Regions from separate parts of the Homo sapiens genome. Here region 2 is linked to region 1. Evidence: read pairs that join two places in POLR2A ChIA-PET (ENCODE). Cell type or tissue: A673. All regions are shown on one strand. Each heading gives the region's core, and the rest is flanking DNA. Links, peaks and the distances in the headings are about the cores only.

Region 1 (2,914 bases), core at 255-2,754:
CACTCTAGCCTGGGTGACAGAGTGAGACTCCGTCTCAAAAAAAGATAAATAAATAAAAATAAAAGTTTGTAAAGCTGTACATAAGTGGTTGAAATAGAAATCAGAAGACCTGGCCAGGCATAGTGGCTCACGCCTGTAATCCCAGCACCTTGGGAGGCCGAGGTGGGTGGATCAGCTGAGGTCAGGAGTTTGAGATCAGCCTGAAACCCCGTCTCTACTACAGATACAAAAATTAGCCAGGCATGGTGGCATGTGCCTGTAATCCCACCTGCTTGGGAAGGTGAGGCATGAGAGGCGGAGTCTCTTGAACCTGGGAGGCGGAGACTGCAGTGAGCTGAGATTGCGCCACTGCACTCCAGCCTGGGCAACAGAATGAGACTTGGTCTCAAAAAAAATGAAATTAGAAGACCTATTTCCTACCCTGCTCCAGACGAAAACTTAATTTCTAGTTTATTGGATGTCCTTCCGAATGTTGTCTGTGCATAGACAAGCACCTTTGTCTTTTCCTTCTTTATGCAACTGGAGTTACACTAGACACATGATTCTGCAACTTGCTTTTTTCACTGAAGTATGTATCTTGGGTGTCCTTCCACATCAGGACATTTGGATCTATCTCATCTTTTTTTTTTTTTTTTTTTTTTTTTAGACAGAGTCTTGCTCTGTCACCCAGGCTGGAGTGCAGTGGCGCGATCTCTACTTACCACAAGCTCCACCTCCCAGGTTCACGCCATTCTTCTGCCTCAGCCTCCTGAGTAGCTGGGACTACAGGCGCCTGCCACCACACCCGGCTAATTTTTTGTATTTTTAGTAGAGACAGGGTTTCACCGTGTTAGCCAGGATGGTCTCGATCTCCTGACCTTGTGATCTGCCCGCCTCGGCCTCCCAAAGTGCTGGGATTACAGGCGTGAGCCACCACGCCTGGCCTCATCTTTTTAAAAAAATTGTAAAATATACATATCATAAAATGTACCATTTTAACTATTTTTAAGTGTACAGTTTAGTAGCATAAAGTACATTCCCATTGCTTTGCACCGTCACCACCATTCATCTCCAGAGCTTTTCCATCTTCCAAACTGAAACTCTGTCCCTATTGAACAATAATTATTCCCTCCTTCCCTCATATCCCCTAGCAACCACCATTCATTTGACTTTATGTCTCTATGAATTTGACTACTGTAGATAATTCATATAAGTAGAATCACACAATTTTTGACCTTTTGTGACTGACTTATTTCACTTAACATAATGCCCTCGAGGTTCATCTATCTCATCTTTTTTCTCCCCAACATTTATTGTGGAGATTTCAAGCATGTAGAAAGAATGGTGTAATGAACACCTGATATTTTAAACTAACCATATGCTTTTATACTGATTTTGTGGTTACCTCCAGATTTAATGCAAGCATGACCCCTCCTGGGAAGCGGTTCCTGAACTTCCTGTGACTCAGCTCATTCCATCCTCCCTGCACTCTCACAGTGCTTACTACATTCACATTATCTGTCACCTTGGCTGGGTGGGGATTTCTTTTTGGGTAGTGCAATGCCTACTGTGTTTGCATTTCTGTGGCCTGGCATAGTGCTTGGCATGTGGTAGTCAAAGAGTGAGAAATGCATAAAAGGACAAAAGTTAAGAAACTGGAGTTCAGTTTCTTAACTTTTGTTAAAATAGGGTCTCCTGATTCCTATTCTACTGGATATCCTGAATTACAAGGGAGCATTTACATTGCATACTATACACATCATTAACTTAACATGAGCTTTCGGGGGTTATGGGTTGGGAATTGAGAATTATTGCTCAAGTGTACATATCAATTATAAAAGTGGACGAATTGTAATTGTAGAAGCCTTACAATATAGAAAAGGATGAGGCTTAGGAGTGAAGAACTACACCTCTCTGTGAGCCTTTGTTTATGGTCTTTATTGCAGGTGGCTCTATTGGCTCAGTCGATCCTTTCATCAGTATTAATAAAAATGTACCGAATTGTGTTTGTTTCCGGTCCCCCATCCAGTCCATTCTGGCAGAGCCATTTTACCCAACTGTGCCTGACCACAGGAGTCACCTGGGGTGCTTTTAAAATCTAAATCTTTATCACCTCTCTGAAGATTACAATTCAGTAGGAGTGCTGCCTGGTGGTTCAACAAGTCACCCGAAGGTGACTTTTAAGAGCAGGAAATTTTGGGGAAATATACTAATTACCTGGGACACTTTTTAGAAATATCAGTGTCTGGGCCCTGTCCCCCAAAGATTCTGATTTAATTGGTGGAGGTGGACATCTGTAGTTGTAAAAGTTCCCAGGTGATTTTAATGTGCAATTCTAGAAGTTTTTCCTGTATTTTAATGTGCATGTGAGTCACCTAGAGGACCTAGGTACAATTCAGATTCTGACTCAGCAAGTCTGGGGCGGGGCCTGAGATTCTGCATTGCTAACAGCTGCACGTGATGGGGGTGCAGCCATTTTGCAGACCACACTTGGAGTCACAAGGTGCTAGAGCTATTTGATACTAAACACATGCAGCTATTTTAATTTAAATTAATTAAATAAAATGGAAAATTCAGATCCTCAGGTACTCAGTTACTATATGTGACTACCATCTTGGACAGTGCAGATACAGAACAGTTCCATAGTCACAAAAAGTTCTATTGGACAGCGCTGTTCTACAGCAACCTTTTCCTAGAATCTTGCTTGGATTGTTCCCCCTCCCTGGACGCTTTGGGAACCTCCCTGTTTTCTGTGACATTAGGTCCAAATTGCTCCCTGAACTTCCAGGCCTTCTGTGAACTGTTGCCATTGCTATGTGCCCTATCTGCCTTTATATTTCTTGTGCTCTCTCTTAGGCCGTTTGCCTTACTGCCCTATAGACATGCTGTGCCTGACTGAGACTCTACCTAACAATGAGGGGTTGAGGGCAGTAGC
Region 2 (2,914 bases), core at 322-2,821, 270 kb before region 1:
CCAGGTTCAAGCTATTCTTCTGCCTCAGCTTCCCAAGTAGCTGGGATTACAGCCACCCGTTACCACACCCAGCTAATTTTTTTGTATTTTTAGTAGAGACAGGATTTCATCATCTTGGCCAGGCTGGTCTCAAACTCCTGACCTCAAGTGATCTGCCTGCCTTGGCCTCCCAAAGTGCTGGGATTACAGGTGTCAGCCACCATGCCCAGCCAAAAAATATATTTGTGTGTGTGTGTGTGTATATACACATATATATTTTAGACAGGGTCTCTTGCTCTGTCACCAAGGCTGGAGTGCAAATCTTGGCTCACTGTAACCTCCGCCCCCTGGGCTCAAGTGATCCTCCCACCTCAACCTCCTGAGTAGCTGGGACCACAGGTGCGCACCACTATGCCCGGCTATTTTTTTGTATTTTTGGTACAGATGGTGTCTTGCCATGTTGCCCAGGCTGGTCTCGAACTCCTGAGTTTGAGCAGTCTGCCTGCCTCAGCCTCCCAAAGTGCTGGGGTTACAGGCATGAGCCACCATGCCCAGCTTCTGACAGCACTTTGTAGGCTCCAAAGTACTTATGTTTCTATTATGTCATTTGATATTTACAACAGTCTTTTGAATCCAGGATTGTGTCCCTTTTTTTTTTTTTTTTTTTTTGAGATGGAGTTTTGCTGTTGTTGCCCAGACTGCAGTACAGTGGTGTGACCTTGGCTCACTGCAACCTCCACCTTCTGTTTTCAAGCGATTCTCCTGCCTCAGTCTCCCGAGTAGCTGAGATTACAGGTGCTCACCACCACGCCCAGCTAATTTTTGTATTTTTAGTAGATATGGGGTTTCACTACGTTGGCCAGGCTGGTCTCGAACTCCTGAACTTGTGATCTGCCCACCTTGGCCTCTCCAAGTGCTGGGATTACAGGCATGAGACACTGCGCCCGGCCTGTGTCCCTTTTTTAGCTAGGAAACAGGATGAGAAGGCAATGGTTTACCAGAGATTACACAGTGAGGCTATGGCAGAGCTGGGCTTAGAATGCAGGTTTAGATGTATTTTTTTTCCTACCTGTCTCTGTGGCTACCTTTCCCTGTTCCCCAGGTCTTCAAAGACACAGCTCCTCTCTTCCACCCCCAGGACTTGCCGGAGCAGCCTTACTTGCAGCCTCCACTCAGCATCTTGGTGATTGAGCGCCGGGCCTTTGGCCACACAGTCCTTGTGGGTTCCCACATTGTCCCCCACATGCTGCGATTCACATTTCGGGGTCATGAGGATCCTCCTGAGGAGGAAGGAGAGATGGAGGAGACAGGGGATATGATGCCCAAGGGACCTCAAGGTTAGGAACCTTCTCCTTCAGGGACACCAGACAGAAGCCCCTCTGATTCCTGGTGGACGTGGCTCCAGAGGGCCCTCCGATGGGGTGTGGAATCTGACTTCTACTTACCCACTCTCCTCATGCTGCCATTTTCCCCCTCCCAGGACAGAAGTCCCTGGATCCCTTCTTGGCTGAAGCGGGTATATCCAGACAGCTCCTGAAGGTGATGGGGTAGAGGAGATAGATGGTGAAGGGGCTGGCAGTACTTGGGATGGTGCTGGGTTAGAGGGACAAAGTCTGCTCTTCCTCAGCCTCCTCTGAAGAAGCTCCCACTAGGAGGCCTCCTAAATCAAGGCCCTGGGCTGGAGGAAGACATCCCAGATCCAGAGGAGCTCGACTGGGGGTCCAAGTACTATGCGTCGCTGCAGGAGCTCCAGGGGCAGGTGGGGGCAGAGAAGGGTCCCAGGGAGGGGGCTGGGGTGTAAATGGTAAAAAGAATGATATCTTAGCTAGGCATGGCGGCGCGCACCTGTAGTCCCAGCTACTCAGGAGGCTGACGCAGGAGAATCACTTGAACCCAGAGGCAGAGGCTCCTGTGAGCTGAGATCATGCCATTGCACAACAGCCTGGGTGACAGTGAGACTCCGTCTCAAAAAACAAACAAAAAACAAGAATGATCTCATTGAAGGTGGAGCTCTACAGTTTTTCAGAGCTCTTCATTATAGTCCTCTTTTCTTCACAATTCTAGAAGCTGGGGATTATTAACTCCATTATCTAGAGCTGTGTTGTCCAAAAGACATAACACGAGCCACATACGTAATTTTAACTTTTGTAGTAGCCACATTAAAGTAGAAGGGGCCAGGCGCGGTGGCTCACGCCTGTAATCCCAGCGCTTTGGGAGGCCAAGGCGGGTGGATCACGAGGTCAGGAGATTGAGACCATCCTGGCTAACATGGTGAAACCCCGTCTCTACTAAAAATACAAAAAATATTAGCGGGGCATGGTGGCGGGTGCCTGTAGTCCCACCTACTCAGGAGGCTGAGGCAGGAGAATGGTGTGAACCTGGGAGGCGGACCTTGCAGTGAGCCGAGATTGCGCCACTGCACTCCAGCCTGGGCGACAGAACGAGACTCCCTCTCAAAAAAAAAAAAAAAAAAAAAAGTAAAACGAAACAGGTGAAATTAATTTTAGTAATATATTCAAAATACCATTTCAAGGCTGGGCACAGTGGCTCATGCCTGTAATCCCAGCACTTTGGGAGGCTGAGGCAGGCAGATCACTTGAGGTCAGGAGTTCGAGACCAGCCTGGCCAACATGGCGAAACCCCGTCTCTACTAAAAATACAAAAATTAGCCGGGCGTGGTGCTGGGCACCTGTTAATCCCAGCTATTCTGGAGGCTGAGGCAGGAGAATCGCTTGAACCTGGGAGGTGGAGGTTACAGTGAGCCGAGACTGTGCTCCAGCCTGGGTGACAGAGTGAAACTCTGTCTCTCAAAAAAAAAAAAAAAAAAAAAAAAAACTTCAACAAGTAATCATAAAATTTCTGAGATATTTTACATTCTTGTTTTTTGTACTAAGTATTTAAAAATCCGGTTTTTATTTTATACTTATCGCACATC

What was found. Peaks named below come from ENCODE experiments on the same cell type or tissue, not always from the same donor. Only the 100,000 strongest peaks of a DNase experiment are listed, where the experiment ranks them.
Region 2: POLR2A ChIA-PET joins it to region 1 with 13 read pairs; 2 of 35 experiments call an interaction of 5 or more read pairs at or near these places.

What each region holds. Positions count from the first base shown.
Region 1 is chr20:35,311,105-35,314,018 of GRCh38, reverse strand. All of the region lies in intron 8 of UQCC1 (ubiquinol-cytochrome c reductase complex assembly factor 1), which reads left to right. Among named protein-coding and RNA genes, the nearest start is that of FAM83C, 20 kb to the right of the region's middle. RefSeq lists an enhancer at 1,558-2,481. In A673, for the core only: no CTCF peak of the experiment used is centred there; a DNase peak (open chromatin) is centred at 1,458.
Region 2 is chr20:35,577,660-35,580,573 of GRCh38, reverse strand. It overlaps the pseudogene FER1L4. Among named protein-coding and RNA genes, the nearest start is that of SPAG4, 37 kb to the left of the region's middle. In A673, for the core only: no CTCF peak of the experiment used is centred there; no DNase peak of the experiment used is centred there.